2 separate regions of the Homo sapiens genome follow, and region 2 is linked to region 1. A link is an interaction called in ENCODE POLR2A ChIA-PET data of the cell type or tissue named here. Cell type or tissue: PC-3. All regions are shown on one strand.

Region 1 (8,000 bases):
AGATCAAAATGGTAGATTAAGGGACAGATTATATATTAATAGGATTTTGAAACATGAGGGAAAGTTAGAACTGGGAATGAAATGGGAAATTAGGGAATTTAACCAGTTGACATGTTTCAGGTTCTTGGCATGATAAGTTTAGTTTTTTAAGGATGTAATTGTCATCCACTGTGCTAAGCACTGAGGAATCATAAAAAGGTACAGTGTGGAGATTAAGGGGCTTTCATCTTGTTGAGAGGTATAGGGAGTTAAGACGAGGAAACAGGCCAAGCCTGGTGGCTCATGCCTGTAATTCCAACAATTTGGGAGGCTGAAGCAGGAGGATCCCTTGAGGCCAGGAGTTCAAGACCAACCTGGGTAATGTAGTAAGACCCCATCTCTACCAAAAAATACAGAAATTAGCCAGGCATGGTGGCACATACCTGTAGTCCTAGGTACCTAAGAGGCTGAGATGGGAGGATTGTGTGAGCCCAGGAGTTGAAGCCTGCAGTAGATATGATCATGCCTCTGCACTCCAGCCTGGTAACAGAGTGAGACCCTGTTTCTCTTAAAAAAAAAAAAAAAAAAGTCCAGGCACAGTGGCTTACACCTGTAGTCCCAACACTTCGTGAAGCTGAGGCAGGAGGATCACTTGAACCTAGGAGTTTGAGACCAGCCAGCAGCCAGGGCAACATAGTGAGACCTTATCTCTATAAAAAATCAAAAAGTAAGGTGGGAGGACCACTTGAGCTCAGAAGGTCAAGGCTGCAATGAGCTGTGGTTGCTCCACTCCACTCCCGTCTGGGTGACACAGCAAGACCTTGCCTTAAAAAAAATAAATAAATAAAAATAAAATTTTTTGAAAAAGAGAAGAAGACAAGGAACAAATCAAAGATTTGCGCCAGAATTTACAACTGAAGGTTGGAAGGTAGATTTGATAGGTAGAAGAGAAGCCAATTATGGAAGGATGTGTGGGAGAGGGCAAAGTAATACTGTGTTTGGATCAGTAGGTATAGACCTATTAGATAGATCTTAATAATTGACAATATAAGTTTATATATGCAAATTAGAGTTTTATCCTCACATTCTCCAGAGTGCTACAGATTACAAAAGCATACATTGAATCTGTGACTTGTTTTGTATATCGTTTACTTTGCTTTTTTTTTTTTTTTTTTTTTTTTTTTTTTCTTGAGATCGAGTCTTGCTCTGTAGCCCAGGATGGAGTGCAGTGGCGCAATCTCAGCTCACTGCAACCTCCACCTCCCGGGTTCAAGCAATTCTTTTGCCTCAGCCTCCCAAGTAGCTGGGATTACAGGCGCCCGCCGCCACCCCCAGCTAATTTTTTTGTATTTTTAGTAGAGATAGACTTTCACCAGGCTGATCTTGAACTCCTGACCTCTGGTGATCTGCCTGCGTCAGCCTCTCAAAATACTGGGATTATGAGCGTGAGCCACCACGCCTGGCCTACTTTGTCTTTTTTAATCACAGAAAAATACATGGCTTATTTCTTTTCATAAATTTTTTCTAGAGCCTAGTGTTATGTAAATTTAAGCATTTACTTCATGTTCTTTTTTGAAGGATTTTCCCATCACTTCAGTCACATATAATACTGGGTTTGGGGGAAATACATGTCATGGAATAGAGATTGTGATTTGTTTCTTTTAACTAGTCAGACAAAGAATATTGATGGTAAAACTGTTGTTCTTAGATTCTGAGTTTTGTGTATAGGTTCTCAGATTCTAAAAAGATGACTGCTTTAACTGTGAATTCTTAATATTCTCTCATTCTGGTATGACTTATAACTTACTATTCCAAGCCTTCATTTTCATCATCTTGACAGCTTTCATGTCATCTAGGAATGACATTTACTATATGTACTAATTGTGTATAATATAAACAAAAATAACCAAGTATCTCTAGTCCTTAACTCAGGCCTCCTTTTCTTCCCCCTTTTCTAAGGAACGACTACCAAAATCACTACAATCCCAATGACTTCCAAGCCCAACGTGATTGTTGTACAAAAGACTACAGGAAAAGGAACGACCATTCAAGGCCTCCCGGGCAAAAATGTTGTCACAACGTTGCTAAATGCTGGAGTAAGTGAGAGCTTCAACTGCAGACTTAGCAATTCACAGAGGATTTAAAGACCAGCTATATAAATATTTGCACAAGGACTTGAGAAGCCCACAATAGCCAGAATGGCTTGGTTTACCACTGCTGGGATATAACAACTGTTAAAGCACCACCAACTGATGCCATTTTTCACAGTAATTTCTAAAGCATGTTGCTCATACTTGCTCATAGCTAGGTTGCTTGTGACCATGATTTAGATGCTTAGCTTTGTCCAGATAGAGAATTCCATTGGCTTAACTGTAGGGGGACTTCAGTTGGAGCACTGTTTTATTCCTGCTTATGGTCAATAGATACTGACTTAGTATTTGGCTTAGGGTGGGCAAAGAGAAATATGTGGGATTAAGACTAAATTAATTGATGGGGATTTGTTACTTTCTTTTTTTTTTTTTTTTTTTTTCATTTTTACCTCTTTGAGCTGTTAAAAAATAAAATCAGACTGGGTGTGGTGGCACATGTCTGTAATCCCAGCTGGTTGGGAGGCTGAGGTGGGAGAATCGCTTTAGCCCAGGAGTTCAAGACCAGCCTTGGCAACAAAGCAAGACCCCCACCTCTACCAAAATTTATTTTAAAACTTAACCAGATGTAGTAGCATGCACCTGTAGTCCCAGTTACTTGGGAGGCTAAGGTGGGAGGATCACATGAGCCCGGGAGTTTGAGGCTGCTATGAGCCATGATCATGCCACTGCACTCCAGACTGGGCAACAGAGTGAGACCTTGCCTCAAACAAAAAATAAATAAATAAATAACAGATTCATTTATAGTTCTGAAGGCAGTTGGTAGGAGGGTTGGAGTTAGACAAAACAGGGCTTTGTTTCTCCATATTGTAGTTGTTTGACCTTGGGTGACATACTCAACCTCTCTCATTCTTAATTTCCTCATGTGTACATTGGGATTGATGATCTTTACCAGTGAGGTTGTTTAGTAACTGGTAGCTATTGTGAAAGTGCTTAGAATAGTGCCTGGCCCATAAGAAGTCCTCAATCATTGATTTTCTTCTTGTTATTCTTGGTACTTACCTGTTTAGGCTTGTTAGTGTCCCTACCTTGCCTAACTTCACTAGAACATGGATTGCTATACTTCACTTAAATAGATCTCATAAAAGCTTCATTGGTAGGGGTCCAGCATTAGATTTTTTCAATGTGTGGGAAAACAGATTGCTCCTAGCCTGAATTTACATAGTAAGCCAAAAGTAAAGCCAGGATTAGAATTCAGATTTTCAGAACCCTTTGTAATATGGTTTGCAATTTCAAAGAACTTGATATGTAAGAGGGGATGCTTTGTATTCTAGGCCCTGTGGTCACAAAGATCCAAGAGTCATGTATGATTCATAGCTGTTAGATATCTCTGATAACAACCGTTTGACACAGGCAGCTCTAGTAAAACAAGCAAATCAACGTATAAGACCGTTTTCTGGGCTGGGTGTGGAGGCTTATGCCTGTAATCCCAGCAATTTGGGAAGGCAAGGCAGGTGGATCACTTGAGCCCAAGAGTTTGAGACCAGCCTGAGCAACATGGTGAAACTCCGTATCTACAAAATTACAAAAATTAGCGTGAAGGTGTGCACCTATAGTCCCAGCTACTTGGGAGGCTGAGGTGGAGGATCACTTGAGCCTGGGAGGCAGAGGTTGCAGTGAGCTGAGATCTTGCCACTGTACTCCAGCCTGGGTGACAGAGCAAGACTCTGCCACTGCCACCCCCGCCAAAGACCACATAGGCACAATCACCTCTACTCACCACTTGCTCACCTATGCATGCCCACAACACACATCAGAAGAGCTTTTTTGAAAAACAGGCTGCTAGTTGGTTTTGTTTGGCTTGAATGGGTCATACTTGGCCAGGGTCCATTGAGCTATTTAATAGATAGGTGTGGTCACTTGCAAACTAGTGGCTCTTGGCAAATGAACTAGAGCTCTTTCCAGAGATGGTGCTGGGAAGAGTATGCATGTGTTGAAATAAGTAATAACACCATTGGCAGATGCTTCATGTTTCCCTTAAGTAATTACAGCAGATAGTTAAAATTGTGATTTTTGTAATTATATTTAGCTCTGAATTCACAATGATTGCTTTTTAGCCAGCTCACGTGGGTGCTTTGTTTTTACTGGCTGCTAAGTTTAGATAGGCACACGTTTAGATGATGCTGGCTAAAAATTAAGAAAAACTGATGAGGTGAAAATTCTCAAATCTTTTCATTTCCATCTTAAGTTTATGGATTTTAATTTTAAAAATTTTAATAATTTAGTAAAGTCACTGTATTTGAACTTAATTTAGTTAAGTTCATGTAAAAAGATGTTGATTTCATGAGTGACCAGAAAATGGTACTTAAGAATAAAGTAGATGAAAGTATAGAAAATGATGAAAAGTTAATGGATATAAGCTATCTAGTTAATAGACTAAAAGGATATTAGTAATATATGAATAGTAAAACATAGGAAGCACTCTGAGTTTTCCCTTCCTTTTTTTCTATATGTAACCTTATATATTATTAACAATATATAACATTCTTTCCTCATGGCATATGTTCATCAAATTTTTCCTATATATAACCTTAGAAAGAATGTTAATACCTCTGCTGATTTTGCTTGCCCATACTTTTTCATGTAGACATTCTACTATATATCCTTATAATTTCATATATGTAGAACTTAGGGGATGTATTTTATGTGTGTGCATTTAGCTACTGGTATATTGCACAGTAATTTTCTAATTACACAAATACTTATTTCAGATAAATTAGAAAATAAATATGTATGTGGGGGTTAAGACTTATAATCCCAATTCTTAGAGACAAGCATTAGCAGTGTACTATACCTTCTTCCAGAATTTTCTGACTATTATAATATATGTATTCCATTAATGGGATAGTGTAATAAGTATTTTTGCATGTGGTAATTTTTTAAAATTCGCTCATCAGAGAATAATTAATTCCTTCTTTGGGTAGAAAGTTGGTCAGATGACTTTCTATATCATTTCAACCAAGTCTACGATTTTTGATTTCCTGGAAACATTATACTTTGTTACATAATCTACAGCCCTTTTTTCATCATCCTGGTAAAACCTTACTGATTTTTCAGTGAGAGGACTTTATCATTTATATGCATATAAATCTCTTATATAATCATTGACTTCAATTTAGGGAGAAAAGACTATTCAGACAGTGCCAACAGGAGCAAAGCCAGCTATCCTTACTGCTACAAGACCCATCACCAAAATGATTGTAACGCAGCCAAAAGGAATAGGTTCTACAGTTCAACCAGCAGCTAAAATCATCCCAACAAAAATTGTTTATGGGCAGCAAGGGAAAACGCAGGTATGCTATAAGATATGATGATTTTTCTTGGCTCTTAAATATTTTCAATTCTTATAATTCCCGGGTAGAAATTTGAAGGAAAAGATCAGCAATCTTTAAGAAATCAGATTGTTAAAAGTTATGTTTGAATGTGTTAATTATTCAAGTATTGTCAAAACTTCATTTATCTTTTCAGTACTTTCTTAAAGATACCTAAATGTGTATGTTGTGCTATCAGCAAAGATTATGGGGAAATAATTACCTAGGAATACAATTTGCTGAAGGTGTATTTTGTGATTTGAGGGGGGTGGTTGAGGGAGGATCATAGTCATTCAGAATCACTCAAAGAAAAATATTTACTTTTTATAAGCTACCATGGCCTTCAAAAGCATTTTATTTACTTATAAAATTAGCTTTGCTTGAACCCTTGAACAATAGATAAGCTAGAGTTGTATTTATTTTTTAACCAATAGAAGATAAGGGAACTTTTCTGAAAATTTGCCTTGGAATTTGAGGCTCAGGATCTAATCATATGTTGCTAGGCTACTGTTTATTTTGTAGGTATTTTGCTTTTCTGAGAATATCGAGGGAAGCACTATTAGTTTCGGTTGAGAAATGCCATCCTAGAATTTTTGTAAGAGGTATTAATGTACCTATAAACTACTAATTTACTTTTAGAATCTGTTCTCTCAGAATTATAGCCAAATACTTTACGTATCTAAAAAAAAAATAAGCTTTGTGACAAGTCCAAATTGCCTATGGAGTTTAATTGTAATAATTTCATTTGCTTCATCTAAAGTATGTTTTCCTTCTTAACTCTTGGAAATGGGTAACTTAACAGAGTCTGAGAAATTTTAGAATCTTATATGTGGTAGAAACAAAAATAATTATGAGTTAATAGTTTTTATTCCATGGACCCAATTGAAATTAACTCCTAGAGTTCAGATTTTGAAGTAGAATGGCCCAGTTTGAAAATTTTCTCCCATTTCACTTGTTTCACTGTTTGTTTTTAACTTTTGCCAGGAGCTGATCCAACACATGTTCCATGTTGCTTCTGATAGTTGTCAAATCAATATTCATCTGGGGTTTCTTCAAAGATAGGGCCCAAGCAAGTTTTACTTTTTGCAGGTGTGTCAATTAGGAATTTGATTTAGTTTCTAATGAAAAAAAAAAAGAAAAGAAAAAAAACTTGAAGAACACTCGCTCAAACAGATTAGGGTTTTATTTTTATTATATTAATAAAAGTTCAGAGGGAGGAAGTCCTGGACTGATACTGCAGCACAAAAATTCCACTGGGAATCTAGACTCCTTGTGTCTTTTTGTTCTGCCATCCTCAGCTTGTGGATATCATTTTACTATATAGTCTACAGATTATAAAATGACTCCTGAAGTTGTAGGCAAACAGGCACAAAGGTTCTTGTCAGAATCATGGCTATTGCACTCTGGCATGTACCACTTAAAACATTGTATATGGCTTACACTGTAATTTGTCTGTAGATTGAATTACCCTTTGATGAGCAATGCTGTGCCTAAAAAGTATAACGTACAGAATAGTTTCCATACCAGGAAAATATTAGTTTATGACCTAGAAGTTTAGCATTTTTAAATCGTTTTCTAAAATTTTATCTCAGTATATTTCTGCTTTTCTCCTAGGTTCTTATTAAACCCAAACCAGTGACTTTTCAAGCGACAGTTGTTAGTGAACAAACAAGACAGCTAGTAACAGAAACATTACAGCAAGCATCCAGGGTAGCAGAGGCTGGTAATTCATCTATTCAGGAAGGAAAAGAAGAACCACAGAATTATACAGATAGTAGTTCCTCTTCTACAGAGTCCTCCCAGAGTTCCCAAGGTAAGATCTATTTTACTTCTGATTTATATAAGTACTACTGACATAGTGCCCAAATTCTAAAATAGAGGTTGCTTCTACACATTTCACAACAAATTTGTATGCTCTATCAATTCTTTTCCTTTTTTTTTTTTTTTTTTATTGTTTGATGTTAAATCGGTGAGCTGAAATTTTATTTTTGGTAAAGGTTACCATTCTTTCCTGCATGGAATATGTTCATCAAATAATTAACTTTAGATGATGAATCTGTCAGGTAGGTAATATTAAACTGGATAGAGTTATGATTCCCAGATGGTAATTTTCATATTCTTCCTCTCTGGTTTGGGTAAGTAGGAGAAAACGTATGTAAAGAAGTGAATATATATTTTGAAATGGTTATTGCTATACCCTGAGAAAGAATCAAGGTGGTCAGAGGTAGACTGTAAGTGGGCTGTAAGTAGGGTGACTATACATTCCAATTTGCATGGGACAAGTCCTAGTTTATGTTGTTCTGGCACAATTATTAAAGTACTCCCTTTCACTCTGAAAAGTATCCCAGATAATCATATGGTTGTCCTAATTATATGGAAGGAACGATGAAGCTAGATTCTACAGCAGAAAACTCTTTGTCCTCGGTGCTGTTTGAATTATGTTACTCTTCTACGAAACCTCTTGAAATAAACTCATGATCATAAACTTTGAGACCTTCTACAAATCTAGTACTCATGTCTCTCAGTTATCTTAACTGCCCTTATCCTTGGGTGGTACATTTAT
Region 2 (8,000 bases), 180 kb before region 1:
CGCAGTGTCTCATGCCTGTAATCCCAGCACTTAAGGAGGCTGAGGCAGGTGGATCCTTTGAGTTCAGGAGTTCAAGACCAGCCTGGGCAACATGGCAAAACCTTCTCTCTACAAAAAATACAAAAATTAGCAGGGAGTGATGGTTTACATCTTTTGTCCCAGCAACTAGAGAGGCTGGGTGAGAGGATCGTTTGAGCCCAGAAGGCAGAAGCTGCAGTGAGCCGTGATCACATCACTGCACTCCAGTCTGGGTGACAGAGTGAGACTCTGTCTCAAAAACAAAAAACAAACAAGGAAGAAAGAGCTGGAGGAAAAGAGACATAAAGTCCATCCCAGCAGTGCTGCATTTTGGCAAGCCACCTGGGGATGACACTGCCATCTTATAGGCTGTTACGAGGACTGAAATGACAAGACATCTGTACAAACTCTTGGTGCACCTTCGAGTGCTGTGGGATTGAGGCTGGCTGTGTGGTGCAGTGCGAAGAGCACTGCCTCTGGCTTTGGGCAGACACGGACCTCAGGCAAATGATCCTGAAATTCAGTTCTCCCATGGGAATAATATATCAGCCTCATCAAATTGTGGGTCCACAGTGCCTGGCATACAGGAGGCACACAATAAATATTATATTCCTTCCTAAGTGTAAGCGTCATTATATGAAGCACAGCAGAATCAATCCTTTAATTCTATTATTTAAGCACATGGATAAATCTCATGCTATGGGTAGGGAATTTAACCTCAAATGAGCACTAAGACTGCTAATAATTTTAAGGCACAAGGATTTAGTCATCTGTCTTTCAAGGAGACTGTACGCTGGAAAAGAATGCAGTCCAGAAGAAGATGCCACTATGTATGGAGGGTGATTTAAAAATGCGCATCTCTTCATCCATACTGTTTCAGGTTGGCTCCCCTTCTGTATAAAAAGGCAGGAGCTGAGACACAAGCAGGTTCTAAAGAGGGCAATGAAAATTACATGGGTTGTGGTTTGAGCAGGGAAGGAAGAGAAGAAAAAATAAGGCATAAATTATTTCACTTGGAAAGGAAGGGGTAAGACGGGTGATAAATAGGAGGGTATTATATGGCAGCAGAGGGTGGTGAGTCGCATGCCAAGGTTGTTATTGTGGCAGGGGCCTGGGGGCCAAAGGGATCACGTCTCGAGACTTGGAACACATTGGAAGAAAGACTATACATATCACAGACGTTATTAATTATGATTAACAGTGGCCAATGTGAGGTTTGCTTTTTGATTGTCTTTTTTTTTTTTTTTGACAGTTTCGCTCTTGTTGCCCAGGCTGGAATGCAGTGGCATGATCTCGGCTCACTCCAACCATTGCCTCCCGGATTCAAGCGATTCTCCTGCCTCAGCCTCCTGAGTAGCTGGGATTACAGGTGCCTACCTACCATGCCCGGCTAATTTTTGTATTTCTAGTAGAGACGAGGTTTTACCATGTTGGCCAGGTTGGTCTCAAACTCCTGACCTCAGGTGATCTGCCTGCCTCAGCCTCCCAAAGTGCTGGGATCACAGGCGTGAGCCACTGCACCTGGTCTCTTCTCTCACTTTCTAAACACGCCCAGAAACTACAGGCTGTACTCTGCCATATGCATCTCACCTGCGAAGGGCACTGTTTCTATGACCAGGTCACATGAGTAGGGCCAACTCCTAAGCAGGGCTTCCTAGGTTTTCATGGATTGGCCCCTAAATCCCTTTCTATCCTCACTTTGGTTGCTTTCCTCCCCTCCAATCCTCTAGCCACTCTGAATTTCCCATTGGCCCTAGAACCCACCATTTGTTCAACAAGTATGGAGCAACTATTACATGCCAGGTCCTGTTTTACACATTTGGAATACAACCAGTAAATAGGACAAAGTCCCAGCCTTTGTAGAACTTATATACTAGTGTGGGAAGACCCATTATTTCCAGGAAAGGTAGGCTAGTTTTGAAAGGGTAGTCTGAGAAAACTTCTCCGTGGAGAATATTTCAGCAAAGACCTGAATGGTATAAAAAATGAGCTAGAAGCTAACTGGGTCAACAGCTTTCAAGGCACATCAAGTGTAAAGGCCTTGAACAAGCTTCTCTCAATGAGCTTGGCGAGTAGATGAAACCAAAAGACCACCATTAATAGCTGGGCAGAATGAAGGAGGTCCAGAAGTTGGCATAGACCAGCTCACATAGAGCCTTAAGAGTCATGGTCAGGAGCTTGGATTCTGGTCTAAGTGTGGGGGTCTGAGAAAAGGAGGTCCACGCGATCACTCTGCCTGTTGGGTGGAAAATAACCTTGTAGGGAACGATAAAGTGAGAGATGATGATGGTTTGGACTAGGCAGGTAACAGGAGAGGGGGTGAGAACTGAGGGCCAGACATAAGGGTACACTGGTTATAGGACACTTGAGCTGGGCCCTGAAGAATTAGCAGTCTAAGTTTGCCAACAGGGTCAACGTCTCATCTTTGCAGCCAAAACACCTAGCATAATACCTGGCATGACGTGTGTTAAATGGAACTGGAAAAGTAGTAACAAATATTCTGGAAGAAAAATGTTTTCATGAAGTAATCTTGAATTTTCTATTTCAGAATGCTATTTAATCTTTTTCAAGATGGCTATATATATAATAGAAAATTTGAAAAATTGTAATGTCAAAGACGGGAAGTTATAATTCCTCATAGTCCCACCGCCTGGAGACAAACTGGTATTTTGGTGTACTTTCCCCCTAGTCTTTCCATACTCATTTGTAAAAAGGTGGGTATTTCCTCTTTGAGGAGCAGCCTAGTCTACCAGAATCAAGTTGGTTAGGGTCTGAATCCCACTCTACCACTGAGTGGTTTTGGACAAGCCATTTGCTCTCTTGTCTATCCCCAAAATGGCGATAGTAACATCTGATTATTGTGACCTAAATGACTGATACAAAGTACCTAAAACGATGCTTGGTACATAGTAAGTGCTCAATATACAGCAGCTGCTATTAATAAAAGGAAGTCCAAATTCCACAAATCCAATTATAAAGAAAGCTTTCAACATCTCTTTTAGGAAATAAAGGCTTTGCAAATCTACAATCTAATCACATGTACTCTTCTAAAGAAAAACAATCATACCAAGAATAGGAATTTGCCAAAAAAGATGTAAGCAATACCAAATATTTTTAAAACCAAATTTTACGGTAACACAAAACAGAAATGGTGCCAAAAACCCCAGACCCTGGCCTGTTTAATAAATCTCTCTCCTATAAAGATGACATACTTATGGGATTACCATTTACACTAATAACAATTTAAAGGGCAGACACTGCTCACCTGCCAAGAAATGATTCTTTCAGGTTTTCCATCTTGAGTTGCGTCTGTGTGGTGTGACAGAGCACAGCACTGAGTGAGGGAGGACACTTCTGCTCACCCCCAGCCTCTGCCATCACCAAGCAGTGCGATTCTGAGCAAGCCGTCCTCTCCGGTACTCTGTCAAATGAGTTGTCTACAGTTTCCACAACTCCTTCCAGCTCTAAAACTCTACCACTATGAAGAATTTACAGTTCAATGTGTGTAATACTGGTGTGAGGAAGATGTATTACTTACATATCAGGTACCTTAACAACCTGAAATAGCATGCTGAATATCACAGTTGTTTTTTTTTGTGTGTGGTGGGGGGGACGGAGGATGAATCATACATTATATGGGTATACTTGTAATACTAAGATAAAAGCTACATTTTCACTGAGAAGGAAGTGTGAGACTAACCTAATACTTGGGGTCATAAAGTTGCACAGTACACACCATTTTCAAAGGTCCAACTACTGTTAGCAAATGCCAGTTTCTCAGTGGCTTCAAACATGTTTCAACTGGACCTATATTGGCAATGATGGTGGTGAATTTGGCTTAGTTTTATATACCATCATCACTCATTAACTTAATGAGGTAATATGTGGAGAAACAAATATTGCTGTTTTTATAGGTTTCTGCAAAGGCTGTTACCTACCTCTTTGACCTCCTATATTCAATGCTGTCTTTCTGCAAAGGCTGTTGCCTACCTCTTTGACCTCCTATATTCAATGCTGTCTACTACTCTGAGCTGCAAACTGAGAGACACCTCACAGCCACACAGGTTCTCACACAGCTTTCATCCAGTGGCAGAGCCGGGCAAACCTGGAAGCACATGTAAGGACCCCCCAACCCAGATTTCAGGGCTGAGGAAGCCCCTAGGGGAACTGGCATCTAGACTAAGGCCTGTAACGGTGACAACACACTACACATGCTGCACTCTGTTGATCCAGGGCATTGTCTCTGGTCAGTCAGGGTACTCTCCACTGTACTCCCCTCACACCGAGTTTACCTCTAACTATGGTGAACAAAAGTTGTGGCGCGCTGTAGACAGTCTGTTTTATCTGTTGTCTGGCATAACTATTAATAGTGCCCCCTTACATGCTCGAAAGTGCTTTGGTTAAGACCATCAATTATAGGGTTACCCTACCTTTAGACCTGATCCTGGCAGACTCCAGCTTGCTTGTTTGGCTCTCCCATGTGACTCAGCTTACTGGGGGCCGGGGGTCAATCTTATTCTCCTGTGTATCCATGGCATGGGCTGTATGTCATTCACATTTGTATCCATGACAGCCTTGTGCCTGATGCCAAACAGACTGAGCAACATAGGTTTTCAATATGATATTCAAAATTAGAATGAGAAGCAAATACAATTAACAACAAATTAGATCTGCAAATCATTATATCATGTTGGGATTCTGGATTTACCTTTCACTAGCTGTGCGACCTTCTGATTCTTAGGTTTTCACCTGTAAAATGGGGATAATAGTACCTTCTTCATAAAGTAGAGAAGTTTAAATGAGACACTATAGGTAAAGTGTTTTGCACATAGCTGGCATATATTGAGCACCGTTAACAGCAGCTGCCGCTGTGGACAATGATGACTGCTGCTGCCACAACCCTGTTTTGGTGTGAGAAAACTGACACCTAACAAGCATCCAGTAGAAACTCAGTAAGTGTGCACTAAAGGAATGCTTGGTCTCATGCTAGGTGCTGGCTTCACATCAGAATCTTGGGTTACGAGATGCATTAATCAAAATTACAATTTAGAAGTCAAAAGTTTTGACTCCTCTAAGTCCAGCTTTCATAACAATTCAAAAAAACCTCCTCATATCCATAAGAAGCATAGAACACAGCAGCACTATCTGGCTGCATCCTTAGATGTGTACCAACATTTAAACTTCACCTTTGTTATAACTATACTCTTACTCATATAAGAATGCCAACTTGGATATTTGGGTCCATCTCTTCTCTTTTTGAACTGTCAACCTCTCAAGTTGTATGTGATTAATGTATATAGAGAAAAGTAGAAAGGCCTCAGATTGAGTCAACAGTTTTCTTGATCCCTCAATTACAATATCCTCTTTAAAGTATATCCTTGTTGAACATTTGGAATGAATTAAGACTTTAAACTTCCAGATGTTTAAACTACTACTGTAAATTCAAACTCATTAAAAAGGAGCAGATTTACTACCTCTACATAGTTTTGAAGTCTGTTGTTCACCCTGTCCAAATAATTTATGAAACTAAATACAGTGGCAGGTAGTGTATTCTATTTACATAGTATTCATGGTGAGAAATAAGGGGCATTTTAAAAAGGTCTGGAAATTAACTGCCATTTGGCCAACCTATAGATCACACTTATTGTTACTTCTAAGCTAGGAATTGTTTCCTGAAACTGATCTTGTGGATATTTTTATGCTAATCTGTACTAAAAATTACTTTACTTTTTCTGGCCACAAAAAGCTGGCTACAGAGAAGCATTTGATTATGGCAAGACAGCTGCATCCACTCTCATGAAATAAATGGACCTGGATCTAGTCCTCTGTGGTAATGTCTTGGCAGCCAAACAAAGGTGGCAGCATTTCTACACCCAGTTTGTAAAGTCTCAGAAGTTTCAGGCTCCATTTTTTTTTTCTTTGCAAGAAACCCATGTCGACTATAATGAGTGCATTTTAGAGATGCTGTGCTGAAAGCTGGCAATGGATAAAGCAAGAACATAAAAGGAACCTATTCCTAAAGCAAATATTCCTTTTACAAACCTTAAGAATGAAGTGGCTTTCACAATCAATTTTAATATCGAAGCACTGGACTGAAGTACCTGCCTCTGGCACTTACTTGCCATTTAATTTGAGGCAATTAATTCATCTCTGTGAACATGATTTCTCAACTGATAAAAGGGGGTTAATACCTGTCTGAATTTTTCTGAGAACTTGAATGAGATCAAAGTGCTTTGTAAGCTCTAAAGTAACACTGCAAGTACAATTTTCCTGTTTTATGACTTACTTAAAATAGCACTTAAAAGTGGCTGCCCCTATCAAACAGAAATAAACCTGATCCAACTAAGTTACTGCAGAGGAACTGGTCTCAGAAGGAAGGCTCTTTCAACCCAACCAACTACTACTTACTTCGCAGGAATTATTCTAAGAATTAACTGAAAATTACATAGAATTATTAATAAAGTGTTTGTTCCCACTTACCTCACAGGTCACACATCCTACATCAGGCTTCAACTGTGTAACTTTTTTTTTCCAAAAAAAAGAGATATGTCAAAAGCAAAAATTCCTCTGATTAGATATGCTAAATCTTGAATGTCTTTCCTAGTACATTTGCAAACTATTTAGATATGATACAGATCTTATTTTTAAAAAACTGTACGAGGCTTTTGTGGATACTCTGTATGTTATTTTCCTTTCCTTTAATTTCAATAAATCGGATTTACTGAAGTCTATGAAGTTTGTGTGTGTGTAGTTATAAGTACGTACAATTGCATGTACTTATGGGCCAACTGTGGGCCAACTCTAGTCTGTAAGCTTGGTGAGTCAGAAAATGCACTGGGTATTGCCAGCACTTAGCCAAGGAGCCTGGCACACAGTAAGCATTCAACTTATATTTGTGGAATGGTCATGACACCTACCACTTTCTAAATTATCTCATCTTGCAAAAGACAACCTGTTTCATCAGTGCACTGATTCAACCTACCATCAAAGATCAGTTTGTTGAAAACATCTTTTAATAAATTAGGTTTTTAAGCTTTCAGTAGACTCCCAAATTAGAGAATATACATACATTATAAAAACAAATGATGGGCATCTTTAACTAATGCTTGTTGCATGAATGTTTTTGGATACATTATTGTGGCAGACTGAAAAGGGGGCCATTATTTTGTAGCTCCTCCCAACAAAAGGAGTCTATTTCCTCCTCCTTCGAATCTAGACTGGCCAAGTGACTTGCTTTGACTAAAAGAATGTGGTGAAAGTGATGCTCTGAATTACTGAGTCCAGGCTTTGAAGCCACTGCCTTTGCTTTCCTGGTACTCTTGAGACCACCATTACATAGCGCAAGATAAAAGACCACATGGAGAGGCCCAGTCATCATATTCAGTCCCCAGTCACCCTCCCAGCTGAATGCAGACAGCCCAGATGAGACTAGGAGAAGAACCACTCAACCAACCCACAGAACTGTGAGAAATGGTAAAGTATTTCTTTAAACCATTAAATTTGGGGGGAATGTTAAGCAGCAATAGGTCACCGATGATAAATTAATTAACCCTCATAGCACAACCTTAAGGTAGGTTGTACAGCTGAGGAAACTGACCCAGGTTAAGTAATCTGTCAAGGTCACACCACTCTTTTTTTCCGCCCCACACCACTCTTAAGCTCCCTAAGAACAGGATGAATGTATTGAAACACCAGCTTTGTGTTTCCTTCATTGTCATCCTGCCATCATGAACTTGATCAGTTCTTTCTGCCAAGGACAGAGACATCTCTTAGAGCCCTGGCTATAAGATAAACTCTTGTTATCTTTTTGATAAGCCGCATGCATAATGTGTCCTGATTTGACACATCTGTGGGCTTTCCTAGGACAGAGAAATGGACTGTGGGCTATCATTCTCAGCAGTTCAGCAAATACACACCACTCTGGTTTCTGAAGCTCAAGTAACACTTACTCCCAACATAAAATAATTCATTAACACCTCTGC

The links. ChIA-PET counts read pairs that join two places held together with the same protein. Peaks named below come from ENCODE experiments on the same cell type or tissue, not always from the same donor. Only the 100,000 strongest peaks of a DNase experiment are listed, where the experiment ranks them.
Region 2: POLR2A ChIA-PET joins it to region 1 with 14 read pairs; 2 of 35 experiments call an interaction of 5 or more read pairs at or near these places.

Annotation. Positions count from the first base shown.
Region 1 is chr11:76,521,217-76,529,216 of GRCh38, forward strand. EMSY (EMSY transcriptional repressor, BRCA2 interacting) reads left to right here. Exons shown (of 22, transcript NM_001300942.2): 13 at 1,939-2,075; 14 at 5,246-5,419; 15 at 7,052-7,250. Among named protein-coding and RNA genes, the nearest start is that of EMSY, 80 kb to the left of the region's middle. In PC-3, no CTCF peak of the experiment used is centred here; DNase peaks (open chromatin) are centred at 3,435 and 3,925; H3K4me3 peaks cover 943 bases; H3K27ac peaks cover 2,976 bases.
Region 2 is chr11:76,341,704-76,349,703 of GRCh38, forward strand. No RefSeq gene overlaps it. Among named protein-coding and RNA genes, the nearest start is that of THAP12, 35 kb to the right of the region's middle. In PC-3, no CTCF peak of the experiment used is centred here; no DNase peak of the experiment used is centred here.